5 separate regions of the Homo sapiens genome follow, and all the other regions are linked to region 2. Evidence: chromatin contacts called from ENCODE Hi-C or POLR2A ChIA-PET data. All regions are on one chromosome and are shown on one strand. The core of a region is the stretch at or near the end of the contact, and the rest is flanking DNA. Distances in the headings are between cores, read along the strand shown. Region 1 holds the start of HSPA4 (heat shock protein family A (Hsp70) member 4). Region 2 holds the start of KIF3A (kinesin family member 3A). Region 3 overlaps CARINH (colitis associated IRF1 antisense regulator of intestinal homeostasis). Region 4 holds the start of SLC22A4 (solute carrier family 22 member 4). Region 5 holds the start of ZCCHC10 (zinc finger CCHC-type containing 10).

Region 1 (2,700 bases), core at 62-2,561, 310 kb before region 2:
GAGACCCTGAATGGCAAATAATACAGAACTTCTTACAAGATTTTGTCTAAGAACACGACAACGGATTAAAATGTATCTACAAGTATTCAAAAGGCAGACACTGTAACCAGTGAAAGACCTGAGTGACCCACCATTTTTTAGAACTGTGTCTATGCTGGTCCCAAAACTTACTATGGGTTCTAGAAGTCAAGGCGGGCCCTTGAGCCACTAACAATTGTGGCCAACACACTGGTTAGAATGCATTATCGTTAAAGTGCAACCCTATTGAGGGGTTAACGCGCACAAAACAGAGAGTGACCCAATATAGCACAATATCCCGAAATAATGTGGAAAACAAAAGCGATTGCAAAGTTATCATAAGAGCACCGATTTTATTAAATTCCTATCCGTGCCAACCCAATCTCAAGACCCCGAGTCCATCCGGAACCCGTGCCTGAGGCTGCTCCAGCTCGCTCTCTTCCGGGCGCTGCCCCGCCCCCACTCACGTGGGACGCTGACCGCTCCACGGTCTCGCGGCTGGCAAGCCCCAGAACCCGTTCGATTCAACTATTATTAAGCGCCTGCTGTGTGCAAAGTTCTGAGCTTTCTGTTGGACTCAAAAGACTCAGTACGACCTGGGCCTGGTCTCTGCCCTCAAGAAAAGGACCGCGATCCGTTTACATCCTAGGCCTGCAGTCCTTCCAGTTCCTACCCGTGCCCTCCGCTGGTCCGAGTACCGGCCAGAAGCCTTTCTTCGGCCGACGGGCCACCGGGGAAAAGGCCCTCGCGCTTAGCACACACCCACGCTCATAGTGGGCCGCGGCCCCTAGTGTCCTAATACCTACTGGGGGTCCCTGACCTACCGGGACCTCGGCTCGGAACGGAGGCGACTCCTCGGCCCGCGTTCCCCAAGCAGCGAGGGTCCCAGACTGGAACAAGCATTATCTCCTAACCCCAGTGCACGCGGCAGGCCCGGCCCACACTTACGGCGTGCAGCGGTCGCTATACTCATTAGCGATAGTCTCGATGCCGCCGGCGCGGGCCACAGCGACGTAGCAGCTCTGGAAGCCCAGGTCTATGCCCACCACCGACATGGCGCCGGCTACTGCTCGGGCTCGGGCCCGGGTCCGGCCACCGAGACAGGACACGGACCCCCGGCGGGGCTAGCGAGTGGAAAGCAGGCCTCTTGGGCCGAGGCTACTGAGGGGCTTGCGGTGTCCACGCGAGCGCCTAAGTCCTTCCAGTGGGTACTGCAACCGAGAGCGCTGCTCAGGCCGGCTCCGGCTCAGTGGCCGCAGAGGAGGCGCCGGTAGCGGGGGCGGAGAAGATCTCGAAAGATCTCGTTGCGACGAGAGCGGAGCCGCAGCACCAGAGCTACGAAAGAACGGGATGTTCTCGCGATATCCCGGCTCAGGCGCTTTTCCCCTTGAGGCCCCGCCCCCAGTACGTCTGAATACGTCACGTCCTGGCTCGAGAACCTGGGAAAGGACTGGGTGGCTGAAAGATGGCTGGAAAGCGCATTTAGCCAACCGAGCCTGCGCATGGAACCTGCGGCGCTGCACAGCTGCATAGAGATGTGGAGCACCTCCCTTTACCGTAGAAAGTAGGCGAGCCAGCTCGAGGCACTATACTGAGGAAGCGCTGCGGCCTACTTCCGCCGTTTTTCTTAACATCAAAGAAACTTCCGGTAGTGGGGTGTCTTGCATTCCACCGTGTCGGTGCCCCAGAATGAGACGCAAGCTGATCTGCAGATCCCGCAGGGTGCCTTCTGCTCTTTTCGGGGCAGGTTGGCCGGTAGGGGAGAAGGCCGCCATTGGAACGCGGCCTTTATGTCGGGTTCTCTCAAGAGTCTAAGATCGCACCCTCACCAGCGGAGGGAAGGAGCCCACTCCCAGCCACACCGCTTTGTTTTCTTTCGCTTAGCCTTGTTGCGCCGTTCTCTAAGCCACTCATGTCCTTAGATCAGATTGAGGGGCCCGCAGGATTTAAGCCTTTAATCCACAGCACATTCCAAGCACCTACCCGGTGGTAGGCCCTAACAAGGAACACAGGCAAGTGACACGCTGCCTGGCCTGAAAGGTCCGCTCAGACCTTTACATGAAGTTAATAAATGTTAAGCTTCAGGGCCCCTCGCTTGTATGGCCTCCTGGGAGAATAGATAGTTGCTGAGTTGTGGAGAGGGGAAGCCAGCTTGAGATTAGGAAGCAAATCTATGTAAGCATTTCTAATAAATTACCCAGAGAGATCTAAGGAGAATCTGAATCTCCAAGTCTCTAGTAATGTGTTGTGATTTGTCGTTTTAATTATTTGTTTTGTGTATTTGTAGGGCCCCCCAATGGTATATAAGTTTCACCTCTGCAAAACCTGGATCATCCCCATCATGAGGGTGGCTAAACAAGTAAAGGTGACCCCAGTACAGAATGGCGAGTGCTATATGCACAGAATGGTGGAGACTAGGACAACTTCCCAGAAAAGGAAAAGGCTGTGTTCAAGTTTGGAAAACTAGCAATAGAGACCATAGTTTAAGGACTAAAAAGAAATTCTCCGTTGCTGGAGGGTACATCATGAGTTGAAGGTCTCAAGGCTAGAGTACCTGCCCTTCAGCCATTTTAAAAGTGAATGAGCAAAGAAGAAATTACATTGCCCTGGTATGCCCTTCCCTTTAAATACCTGCATTTCCTGCCACCTCCGGAGGTACTTCACTCTATAGGAGCAACCCCA
Region 2 (2,700 bases), core at 172-2,671:
AAATTTTAAATAAGGAAATCATGTTAGGGTTCACTGGGGTTATGTGAACAAAGACTTTCTGGAGGAGGTGAGTGGTCAGGTGGTTTTTTAGGGAAAGAGCTGTCTAGGCTGCCTGGGTTTGGACCTGGGCTCTGCCATTGTTTATATGTATGACCTTGGAAAAGTTATTTAATGGTCCTGTGCCTCAATTACTTTATCTGTAAAATAATAATAAATAGTATCTATTTCAAAAGGTTATTGTGTGGATTAAATGAATTAAAAAACGAAAGCATGTAGAACAGTACACTGGCACTATGTAAAATGCTTTATCTTTATTTCTATCAGTTCCTACTGCAAGCTCACAGCCCTTGCATGCTAAGATGGAAGCACGACGGGAATGTTGGATGAAGCAAGGAGGCCAGGTGGGGCTGGTGCAGAAGAAGCAAGAGGGAGGATTGTAGGGCTTGTGGCTTTAGCTTTGTAAGATGGGAAATCAATGGAGGGTTTTGAGCAGAGAAAAGAGAAGATCTGATTCATGTTTTAGCACCAGCACTCTGGCTCCTGTCCAGCACACTGAAAAGGGACAAGGACACACAATCAAGGAAACCAGTTCTGAGCGATTGTAGTAATGCACGTGAGAGACGATGGTGGTGGTAGAAGTGGCCAAATTCTGGTTCCACTACAAAGATAGATACAACAGGCTGTATTTAAAGATAGAATATTGTGTATGAAAGAGACTGCAATTTTGACCTGAGCAGTTGTCGGAATTAAGCTCCCACATATTGAGATGAAGAAAGTCTGAGAGGGATGAGAGAGAGCCCTTTTAAATTTTTTGATGGGGGTGGAGTGGGTAGTGGGGCGATTGATGGGGGATCAAGATTTCAATTCTGGACATGATTAACTTGAAATGCCCATTACACATTCAAGTGGACTAGAAAGAGGATGGACGGATCACTGGTTCTTTGACCAACACGTATAAAAATCCCACTCTGTGCCAGGCTCTGTGTGGGCTCTGGAGATAGATGTGAGAATACTAACAATCTCCTTAAGAGAGCTCACTTTCTAATGGTAAGACAGGTCATGAGGAAGTTAGCAATCAAGCGAGGTCAGGTAGGTAAGGTCTTCAATTCTTCGGATGAGACAAAATGTACAATTGCTATTACTGATTTTAATATTCCGGGTATTGCAAGGGCCAGAAGACGGGCCTAAGAGCAGCTCCTCCTCCCAACCCCGGGCTGCCAGGTTACCTCCGCCTCAGTGCGTGCCACATTTCTAGCGCAGCAGAATGGCAGCATTGCGCACGCGCGGCCTCAGTCTGGCGTCCTAGGAGATGGACTCGGAAAGCCTCCGCGCAGGCGTAATTCAAGGGCCGAGAGAGCCTGAGACTGGGCTTGGGGCGGGGCGAGCTCGGAATGCGGCTGCGCACTGGGCGCTCTCGCCCGAGAAGCCGCAGTCTCGAGAGCGTCAACGAGGTGTTTCGGTAGTCTCTGGCCATCCTTTCTGCGCACCCGGTGTCGCTGGGCTGCACCCCGGGCGGGGACGTCCGCCGGGCACGGGAGGGGGCCAAGATGCCGGTGAGGAGAGTCGCTTCGCTTCTGGGGTTTCTTCTCATCCTAGCGGCCTGGCCCGGGGGCGCGGCCGTTGCCATGGAGGCGCGGAGCCGGCAGGCGGCCTGGGTGGGGCGGGGCAGGCTCGGTCGTGCGGTGGAGGTGGTTGGAGAGCCTGGCTGGTCAGCCCCGGGGCCGCGGGGGTCCGGCCGGCCTCGACAGGGACCTGGGGTCAGGCCCTGCCGCCCTCGTCGCTGCTGCATCCCGTGGGGCCTGCGCCGCTTATCAAAAAGGCGCTGTGCTGGAGGATGCGCTCTGGCTCGCAGCCCTTCCTGCTGAGCGGGGCGTCTGGGGGTGGCCACGGTGGGGCTCTTTGGATGCTGCACACCTGGTGAGGCCTTTGCGCCTCGGAGCAAGCGCAGGGAGGCAGCGGAGCGAAGGCTGCCTGCCCCTATTCCAGGCCCCATACTCCGAGTCTCCTAGCCTTGAGCTGTCATTGCTCTTGTGGCGCTTTAGCTTATGATGCAGAATGAAACCCGTAGGTGTCTTTGTGTGTGTGGCGGTGTTATGTTTATCTTCCAGGATTTCACAGATTGTTATCGTGAACTTAATAATGGGGCCTTCTAAGACCCCTTATTAGGGGTCATGGAGGAAAATTGAGCCATGGCCGCTTATTTAGTGGTTGTGAGGCCTCGGATAATTATTTAATCTGTCTGGGTCCTTAGTTCCCATGTAAACTTTACCTCATGGGGTTGTTATCCGCGTGAAATAATACACAGGAGACTAGAAGGACAGTGCTTGACATTTAAGATTAAATGCTCTATATTTGTTCTGTTCACTGCTTTCAAGTTTTAATTCAGTAAATATTGGGCACCAACCACATGCTAGGCCCTGAAGATACAACATTGAGCAACACCAGTCAGGTTCTTGAACTTGGAAAGAGAGAGGCTTGCCTTCTTGGGCAGAGGTGAAAATCATACATATTTACAGACGTAAGACACAAAACCTTAATAATGAAGTGGGTGGGTATCCTACAATAGAGAGAAGTAGATTCTGGTGAATTGGAATGTATTGCCATGTAAGAATGATGGTCTGCAGATGATAACAGGTCATTTTTTTTCCTCCCAAGAAGAGACTTTAGAAATTATTTTTGTGAAATTTCTCAATTTTAGCA
Region 3 (2,700 bases), core at 19-2,518, 260 kb after region 2:
ACATCCTGACTGTGGTCTGGCCCAGCCGGCTGTCTATGCCTGAGGATGCCTGAGGATGGGGGGCCCTTGGAAAACTCAGAAGAGAGGCTAGGTGTGGAAGGCAGAGTATTGGTCCACAGTGGAATAAAGAGGTCCACGTCCTAATGCATGAGCCTATGAATATGTTGCTACATGGCAAAGAGGAATTAAAACTGCAGATGGAATTAAGGTTGCTAACCAGCTCACTTGCAAATAGAGAGATTACCCTGGATTATTGGTGTGGGCCCAGTGTAATCACAAGGGTTCTTAAATGAAGAAGGAGGAGGCAGAAGGGTCAGAACCAGAGAGATCGCATTGTGAAAAACCTGACCAGCCAGTGCTGGCTTTGAAAGTGGAGGAAGGGGTTGCAGGCCAAGGAATGCAGGCAGCCTCTAAAAGCTGGAAAGGGAAAGGAAGGAAAGGGATTCTCCACTAGAGCCCCCAGGAAGAAATGCAGCTCTGTTGACACCTTGAGTTTAGCCCAGTGAGACCTGTTTTGGACTTCTGACTACAGAACTATAAGAAAAGAAACGGGCCAGGTGCAGTGGCTTACACCTGTAATCCTAGCACTTTGGGAGGCTGAGGCAGGCAGATTGCTTGTGCCCAGGAGTTTGAGACCAGCCAGGGCAACATAGTGAGACCCTGTCTCTATAAAGTATACAAAAAATTAGCCAGGTGTGGTAGCACGTGCCTTTAGTCCTGGCTACTTGGGAGGCTGAGGTAGGAGGATGGCCTGAGCCCAGGAGGGAGAGGTTGCAGTGAGTCAAGATTGAGCCACTGCACTCCAGCCTGAGTGACAGAGCAAGACCCTGTATCCAAAAAAATAAATAAATAAATAAAAAATTGTGTTGTTTTAAGCCCCTGTTTATGATAATTTGTTAGAGCAGCAATAGGAAACTGATCCACTGGGAAACCATTTGGGGGATGCAGCTGCCCAAAATCCCTGCACGTGGGTTGGACTCAGCCTCACAAGGCTCTACAGCCTCTCTGTGAAAGACTCCATTCCCTCTGGGAGAAGCTCAGACTCTAAAGCCCTGGGCAGGGAATGGGCCTCCATGGCATGGAGGGGGTCAAGAAGGATGCCCCCCAGGATAGTGCCTCTGCTGGACCTCTCTATAGGAAGCAGCTGCCTCTTTGAGCCCCCTCCCCAAACCTCAGTGAGCTGAGGTGCTGGCTCTGAGTGGTCATGGAGGGGCTTGCCTGAGGTCAGGCCACCTAGGACAGCTAGTCAGAGGCCACAGGGCTTGGCTTAAGATTCCCAGGAAGGAGTTGCATGGCCCCTCCACACATCCACAATACTCATAACACTCTCAGTCCTTGGCCTTACTAAGGGAATACTAAGGGGACTCAGTTTAGCTCTGGAAAAGCTAGGACTACTGGAAAAAAAAGTATAGAGGAAAAAAAATAGTTACTGGATGCCAGCCAGATCTGCAAAAAGTCCCCACTCTGCCACTTACTAGCTATGTGGCCTCAAATAAGCCACTAGATCTTTTGTAGCCTCAGTTTCTTCATCTGTAAAATGGGTATAACATCATTTGTCTTATCTGTCTCACAGGGTGTGTGAGTCTCAGGTGAGATAACACACGAGAAAACATTGTGCCGCACAACTTGAGATGCAAACAGTAACGATCACAACCCCACATGCCTTTTGATAGGGTGAATGATCACAGCATCCTGTGTTAGGGAGGAAAGGGTGAGCACAGACGCTTCAAAACTCTGTCTTACCCACAGGCAGAAGGGTGTAGCCTGGCCAGGGGAGAAAAGGACCCAGCCACTGCCACCGCCCCGCAGCTCACACCGGATGTGCGACAGAGCCACCATGCAGCCCCACAGGATGTCCTCCAACCACTACAGACTGTGGGGCTTTGCTTTTTTTTTTTTTTTTTTTTTTTTAAGAAAAAGGTTTTCTAGTTTCTTCTACATTAAAAATAATCCCTCCTTCTCATAAAGCACAATTTTACAGAGGAAAAGGGAGATGTGAAACTATACACAATTCAAATCTAATTAATATATAATTTTTTTGTGGAATACAGATGGAGGGAATACATCACAATACTAAAGGTGATTATCTTTGGATGGTGGGATTACAGGTGATTATATATTTTTTATATTTCTATAGTTTAAAAATATTCCATGATGACCTATAATTACTTTTACTTATTTTTTGAGACAAAATCTCACCCTGTTGACCAAGGCTGGAGCGCAGTGGTGCAATCTCGGCTTAGTGCAATCTCGGTGTAGTCTCGACCTCACAGGCTCAAGTGATCCTCCCACCTCAGCCTCCGGAGAAGCTGGGACTACAGGTACATACCACCATGCCCAGCTAATTTTTTGTAGAGACAGGATTTCGCCATGTTGTCCATGCTGGTCTCGAACTCCTGAGCTCACATAATCCTCCTGCCTCGGCCTCCCAAAGTACTGGGATTATAGGTGTGAGCCACCTTGACTGGCCTATAATTACTTTTATAATCAGAAAAAAAATTATAAATAAATATGAAAAGTGCCAGGAACTTTCTTTTGTGGAGCCACACACTGGGCTCAAGGAATCATTTGAGCTGGGTTCTGCAGGGGTGGGAGTCTTGGCGCGGGCCCTGGTCCTTGCTGTGTGACCCTGGAGACTCACTACTTTCCCTCCCTGGCCTTTGTTTGCCTGGTAAGACAAGATGCTCCCTAGGGTCCTTT
Region 4 (2,700 bases), core at 104-2,603, 440 kb after region 2:
CCTTACCAGATGTGAAGCAGCAAAAGCGGGAGAAGTGTGTGTGCATCCTCATTCCTGGAACTTAGAAAACCTGCCACTAACCACGCAGGGTGCTGAGGGGCTACAGCCCCTGCCTGCCAACTCACCCTGTGCTCAGAGAGGTCCCTGAGGGCCAGGGCTTCCAGCTGGGGTTTCGCCTTCTGTGCTTCCTTGCACCCAATGAGCCTCAGGAGGCCATCTGCTGTCTTAGAGAAACTGGGGCCTCAGGAAAGGACCCCAAACCTCACAAGTATATGGTACGGCAGTACACCTCCTGATGCCTCCAGAAGTCTGTGGCCAGGGAACAGACAAGATTTGGCCCCGCCCTGCCCAGTAACAAGGTCCCTCACACCCCTCCTCCCATGCCTGGCAGGAAGGTGACTCAGGCAGTGCGTCTGGGTAGCCTGGGGCTGCGCTTCCCCCAACGCAACATCTAGGTTCTTAGGAAACTTCATTTGTTGTGAAAATCGGAAATGAAAAGACAGTTGGTGACAAACTCCTTTCTCCATCACCTCCTTATTGGACAGAAACGACCCAGGAATGCGCCTCGCGTGAGTCCTATTCTTTCTTGGGGTGCACACCCGCTGCTGGAAGTATGAACAGCAGGTTTGAGGGGGAGGGGAGCGCTGACCCGGGCACTGCGCAGGGAGTCTCAAGGGGGGCTGACGCAGAGGGAGGGTCAGGCACTCCCGGGTCAACGGTCTCGGCCTGGCACCCACCTCGGTCACGACGGTGGACAGGTAGACGTCCTGGCTGAACTCCCAGCCATCCAGGCAGCTCTCCTGCTCCAGCTGCCCCAGGTCCACGTCGCGCCCCGGCTCCAGCCCGAGCGCCGAGAAGTTGGCGATGGTGGCGAGCCGGTAGCGGCTGCAGCTGTGGGGCACCTCGCGGCCGTCCCGCAGCCGCAGCGGGACACTGTTGTTGCGCCAGGCGCTGCTCAGGTTCGCGGCGTCCGGCACTCGACAGCGGTGCTCCGGGGTCCCCGCCAGGAACACGACTGACATACCATTGAAGCCATTGGGGATGATGCTGGCGCTGAGCAGGAAGAAGATGAGGCGCTGGAAGGGCCCCCACTCGCCCAGGAAGGCGATCACCTCGTCGTAGTCCCGCATGCTTCCCACTGCCGCTCCGAAACTTGCAACTACGGGTGATGACAGCGTTCTCAGGACAGTGTCTTGTAGCTGGGGCGCTCCCCAAGGATGTTAGAACGTTCCCGGGGGACAGGCAGGCTGTTAGAAATTGGGGCGCGAAGCCGGGGACCGTTCCTGGGAAACAGGCTGAAGGCGTTGGAGCGTTCCCGGGAGCTCGCGCTGAGCTTGATGCCACTGTACACTTGGGACCACACCCCCATCCCCGGCCGGGCGCGGGGAAGGGGAGGGCGGCCCAGCCCGGGAGGCTGGGCTCCCGGCTGTCTCCGCCCTGTGCTTCGCGCGCCCGCCCGCCCCCAAGGACCTGACGGGGGCTTCCAGGCTGGGCTCAGCCATTCCGCCCGCGTGCCGGGGAAGAAGCTCGTTCTCGGTTGTCCCCAGCCACCCCCGAGCGCTGATTCCCAGACCTGGGCCCCACGTGGGAGGGCGGGCGCAAGGGAGGAGCCGAGGCCAGAGAGCGAGTTCTCGGAGGGGTCGGCCCTCGATCTGCTCGGGCCGCGTGGCCCCGGGCCCAGACCCCAGCAGGGTTCCCTCCGCGGTCTCCTCCAATCTGGAGGCTGAGCTTAGGCTGCCACGCGTGGGGCGCGGAGGGGCGAGTCAGTGGAGTCGGTTCCCGGGAAACTTCTGGGGGCGGCAGAGCGACAGGAGCGCGCCCTCTCCTGTGGCGCCTCGCGCAGGCGGCTGGCACACGCCGACAGGGAGCTCATTTCCCAACAGTCCTAGCAGAGCTGAATTCGGTCACCCCTGGCGGCGCCCGGACAGCGTCCTCAGGACAGCCAGGACCCTCATCTTGCACAGGGAAAACAGGCCCACAGCCTGGAAGGGATGAGCAAGGTCACACTACGTCAGAGATGGGCCCGGATCGGAGGGAGGGGCGGGGGCAGGAGACAACCGAGTGCCCGGGAGGCGAGTTTCCTCCCCCGCACGCCGGCGTAATGGCTGAGCCCAGCCTGGAAGCCCCCGCCGGGTCCATGGGCGGGCGGGCGCCAGGACATGGAGCCTGCGCATTGCGGGAGCACAGTCATGGAGGCACTGTCGTCACGCTGGGTTCTGATTTTGAGCCCCTTGCTCTCCTCACGCCCCCAGGGCCCTTTATCGCGGCAGGCTGTCAGAGCTTTCTCCGACTGGAAGGCTTTCTGTTAGCAGAAGGGCCTGCCCCCAGTCCAGGAACAGAGGGAGGGAGGGAGAGAGAAGTAGGAGATCCGATTTGGCGCTCAGACCCGGCAGGGTAACCAAAGCAGGGACCACAGCCTCCCTTTTTTTGGCTCAGTGCCCAGACCTAAGGCCCTTCTGCTGTTGTGTGAGCTAGCCCGGGCCTGGAGCCTGAGCCCTGGGGTTCACGAGGCAGATAAAATTGACAGGGTGAAGAGCTCACCTCTTTGGAGATTTTGCACGAGTGTGTTTGTTTCCCCAGGCTCCGATTAAGAGGCGGAGGGACATTTCTGCCTCTTTTTGTGTAGCTTCCAGTCTGACCCCTCCTCTTAGGAGGACTTCCCACCCCCTTGGAACCTCAGTTTCCTACCTGTAATAAGAC
Region 5 (2,700 bases), core at 43-2,542, 290 kb before region 2:
TGAAAAAATCAAGCTGGAGAACACAACATGTAAGAGCCTATTTTTTTGAAGAACAAGTTGTGCTCAAAGGTCACATCATCACCTTCCCTAACTCCTAATCACTCTTTAATCCCTTACTCTGAAATATTTTTCGTTAGAGTACTTATGCCCATGAGAATAGTCTTCATTCATTGTCTGTAGAAAGTTCCATGTGTACACGGATTTTATTTGTTCAAATGCTCTGTCCTCAGCTCCTAAAACATTTTAAGTGTTAATTATTAATTGAAAAAATATGGCTGGGCGCGGTGGCTCACGCCTGTAATCCCAGCACTTTAGGAGGCCGAGGCGGGCGGATTATGAGGTCAGGAGATCGAGACCATCCTGGCCAACATGGTGAAACCCTGTCTCTAGTAAAAATACAAAAATTAGCTGGGCATGGTGGCGCGTGCTTGTCATCCCAGCTATTCGGGAGTGTGAGACAAGAGAATCTCTTGAACCAGGGACCCAGAGGTTGCACTGAGCCGAGATCGCGCCACTGCACTCCAGCCTGGCGACACAGCGAGACTCTGTCTCAAATTAAAAAAAAAAGGAAAAAATATGGATGACCCAGAAACACACACACACTTCAGAAAATTATATATATTTCAGAGAACGTGGGTTTTAAGAGAATAATAGCTCCGTGAGCTGACATTAGATGTAGGTGCAGCTAAAATATTCTAAAATATTTGTATAGTCCTTTTCTGCTTGATAAAGCAGCTTTAGTTATACAGTCCCATTTAGTACTCGTAACAACGCTGTGAAATACATAAAAAACAGAAATAACGTATATGTTTGCACTCCATGGCTTGCTAAAGTCATTCTTTCAATTGATGGTCTCAATCCTGGTCAACTAATTCCTTTCTATTCTCCAGACTACTTCTAGTTTTCTGAACACCAAAGTTTCATTCTTTGTCTTTGTATGTGTATCCCTCGTTCGAGAATGTTGTCCTCATTTTCCACAGATAATGTTCTTGCCTGTAATCATCCTTTGAAACCCTGTTCGGCCCGAGAACCCGAGACCCATACTGGAGACACCGGCCCCTCCCGACCCACCAGTCCCTCCCGTCCCGACCCTCCAGCCCCTCCAGCCCCTCCCCTCCCGACCCTCCAGCCCCTCCCCTCCCGACCCTCCAGCCCCTCCCCTCCCGACCCACCAGCCGGCACTAAGATACCTCCCCTTAGAAGCCTGTCTGGCCCCGCCTACGTCTACGGCCTCCCGGTTGGAAGCCCCGCCCTTCCGAGGAGTTTCCCAAAACCCTGCGCGGCCGGCTTTGACCGCGCTAAGATGGCGACTCCCATGCATCGGCTAATAGCCCGGAGACAAGCGTAAGTAAGGATCCGGTTCGGGTCCACTGGAGGGCTGGGAGCGGGGAAACGCGCGTCAACGGGCTGGTGTCGGACCCCTATTGGGACCGGCGGAGAATGTCCGTTTCTCAAACACTCTTCTGGCTCCCGGGGGGCTCGGGCCCGGGCGATAAGTCTGGTGACCGGGGGTTAGCGATTTCGCGGAAGACAGCCGCGTAAAGTCTGCGGCACGGGACAGAGCGGGGTTTGAAGACAACTGTCGCGTTTGGTTTCTCTGAAAGGAACGCCCACAGTTGGTCACTCAGTGATTTATGCCCCTCCGCCAACCCCACGCGTGGACAGGGGAGCCCTGAAGCCCCGGTCCGACACCTTTATTCCAGCCGACGTAAACCTTCAGTTTCCTATTCAGTGTCCAGCCCAGCTGCCTTTTCCTACTTCCTTATTCTAGCGCCTTCCTTAGGAACACCCTGCCTTCAATGCCGATTGCTTTCCCAGGCTATCTTACCACCTTTTGCTACTCATTCTCTCTTTCAATAAATATTAATTTATTTAGTTCCTACCGTTCTGTGCCAGACATTGGGTATAAATAGAGGTGTTCAAGACAAAATCCTTGCTTTCAGAGAGCTTACATTCTAGTGATGGAAACAGTCGATAAACCACAAATTGTAAATACAGCTGGTGATAACAGCTTTGAAGGAAGTAAGCTGTTGTGATGGAAAGAGGGAAAGGCCCACTTTAGGTTGGTTGGACTGGAAAGGCATCTCTGAAGAGGTGGAATTTGAACAGAGATTTAAAGGATGAAAAAGGAACAGTCATACGAGGATTTTGAGAAAGAGCATCCGGATAGTGGCATAATTGCTTTGAGCCTGAAACTTACTTTTTACAGAACTGAAAGATAGCCATTACGCCTAATGAACAAGAGAGAGTGGCAGAAGAGATTCATAGCTGACAAATAATGCAAGGGTCACCCCAGATGCCCCTTTCTTTTTTTTTTTTTTTTTTTTTTTTTTTTTTGAGGCGGAGTCTTGCTCTGTCTCCCAGGCTGGAGTGCAGAGGTGCAATCTTGGCTCACTGCAAGCTCCGCCCCCCGGGTTCACGCCGTTCCCCTGCCTCAGCCTCCCGAGTAGCTGGGACTACAGGCGCCCGCCACCATGCCCGGCTGGTTTTTTGTATTTTTAGTAGAGATGGGGTTTCACCGTGTTAGCCAGGATGGTCTCGATCCCCTGACCTCGAGATCCGCCCGCCTTGGCCTCCCAAAGTGCTGGGATTACAGGCGTGAGCTACCGCGCGCGGCAACCCCTTTCTTATAAAGCTTTTTTTTCCAACAGCCTTTGCACATCCAGACATCTGCCTCTTTTTCATAAATATTTCATGCCA

What was found. Hi-C counts contacts between places; a loop is a spot of excess contacts on that map. ChIA-PET counts read pairs that join two places held with the same protein, here RNA polymerase II (POLR2A). Pooled maps may share reads with other maps.
Region 1: a loop to region 2 is called in a map of CD4-positive, alpha-beta T cell, with 5 times the contacts of the local background. The contact joins the promoter of HSPA4 here to the promoter of KIF3A in region 2. A Hi-C loop is called at or near these places in 6 of 168 maps with a recorded cell type or tissue (CD4-positive, alpha-beta T cell, CD4-positive, alpha-beta memory T cell, CD8-positive, alpha-beta T cell and 1 more), 3 of 37 single-sample maps with no recorded cell type and 16 of 50 pooled maps. POLR2A ChIA-PET finds 5 or more read pairs at or near these places in 6 of 52 experiments (CD4-positive, alpha-beta T cell, CD4-positive, alpha-beta memory T cell, HEK293 and 3 more).
Region 3: a pooled map shows a loop between it and region 2 (4-fold over the local background). The contact joins the enhancer-like site here to the promoter of KIF3A in region 2. A Hi-C loop is called at or near these places in 6 of 50 pooled maps. POLR2A ChIA-PET finds 5 or more read pairs at or near these places in 3 of 52 experiments (activated CD8-positive, alpha-beta memory T cell and activated T-cell).
Region 4: a loop to region 2 is called in a map of naive thymus-derived CD4-positive, alpha-beta T cell, with 3 times the contacts of the local background. The contact joins the promoter of SLC22A4 here to the promoter of KIF3A in region 2. A Hi-C loop is called at or near these places in 1 of 168 maps with a recorded cell type or tissue (naive thymus-derived CD4-positive, alpha-beta T cell) and 6 of 50 pooled maps. POLR2A ChIA-PET finds 5 or more read pairs at or near these places in 2 of 52 experiments (HEK293 and WTC11).
Region 5: a loop to region 2 is called in a map of CD8-positive, alpha-beta T cell, with 2.2 times the contacts of the local background. The contact joins the promoter of ZCCHC10 here to the promoter of KIF3A in region 2. A Hi-C loop is called at or near these places in 1 of 168 maps with a recorded cell type or tissue (CD8-positive, alpha-beta T cell) and 10 of 50 pooled maps. POLR2A ChIA-PET finds 5 or more read pairs at or near these places in 2 of 52 experiments (H1 and SK-N-SH).

The regions. Positions count from the first base shown.
Region 1 is chr5:133,050,624-133,053,323 of GRCh38, reverse strand. HSPA4 (heat shock protein family A (Hsp70) member 4) reads right to left here and starts at 1,311. Exons shown (of 19, transcript NM_002154.4): 1 at 967-1,311. The coding sequence starts at 1,073. RefSeq lists enhancers at 1-97, 1,336-1,515, 1,706-1,755, 1,826-1,875, 1,062-2,024.
Region 2 is chr5:132,736,267-132,738,966 of GRCh38, reverse strand. KIF3A (kinesin family member 3A) reads left to right here and starts at 1,421. Exons shown (of 19, transcript NM_001300791.2): 1 at 1,421-1,553. The coding sequence starts at 1,548. RefSeq lists a silencer at 1,557-1,866 and an enhancer at 2,017-2,116.
Region 3 is chr5:132,472,224-132,474,923 of GRCh38, reverse strand. The region is part of intron 3 of CARINH (colitis associated IRF1 antisense regulator of intestinal homeostasis); the gene reads right to left. Among named protein-coding and RNA genes, the nearest start is that of IRF1, 17 kb to the left of the region's middle. RefSeq lists a silencer at 1,613-1,692. Within about 2 kb of position 1,268, at least 9 of the 41 ENCODE cell types and tissues checked have a DNase peak (open chromatin) inside an H3K27ac peak, as active enhancers do.
Region 4 is chr5:132,293,047-132,295,746 of GRCh38, reverse strand. It overlaps SLC22A4 (solute carrier family 22 member 4), which reads right to left and starts at 1,353. Exons shown (of 10, transcript NM_003059.3): 1 at 738-1,353. The coding sequence starts at 1,130. RefSeq lists silencers at 1,186-1,235, 1,306-1,665 and enhancers at 1,896-1,945, 1,762-2,380.
Region 5 is chr5:133,025,141-133,027,840 of GRCh38, reverse strand. It overlaps ZCCHC10 (zinc finger CCHC-type containing 10), which reads left to right and starts at 1,292. Exons shown (of 5, transcript NM_001300816.3): 1 at 1,292-1,344. The coding sequence starts at 1,304. RefSeq lists a silencer at 1,013-1,142 and an enhancer at 1,223-1,532.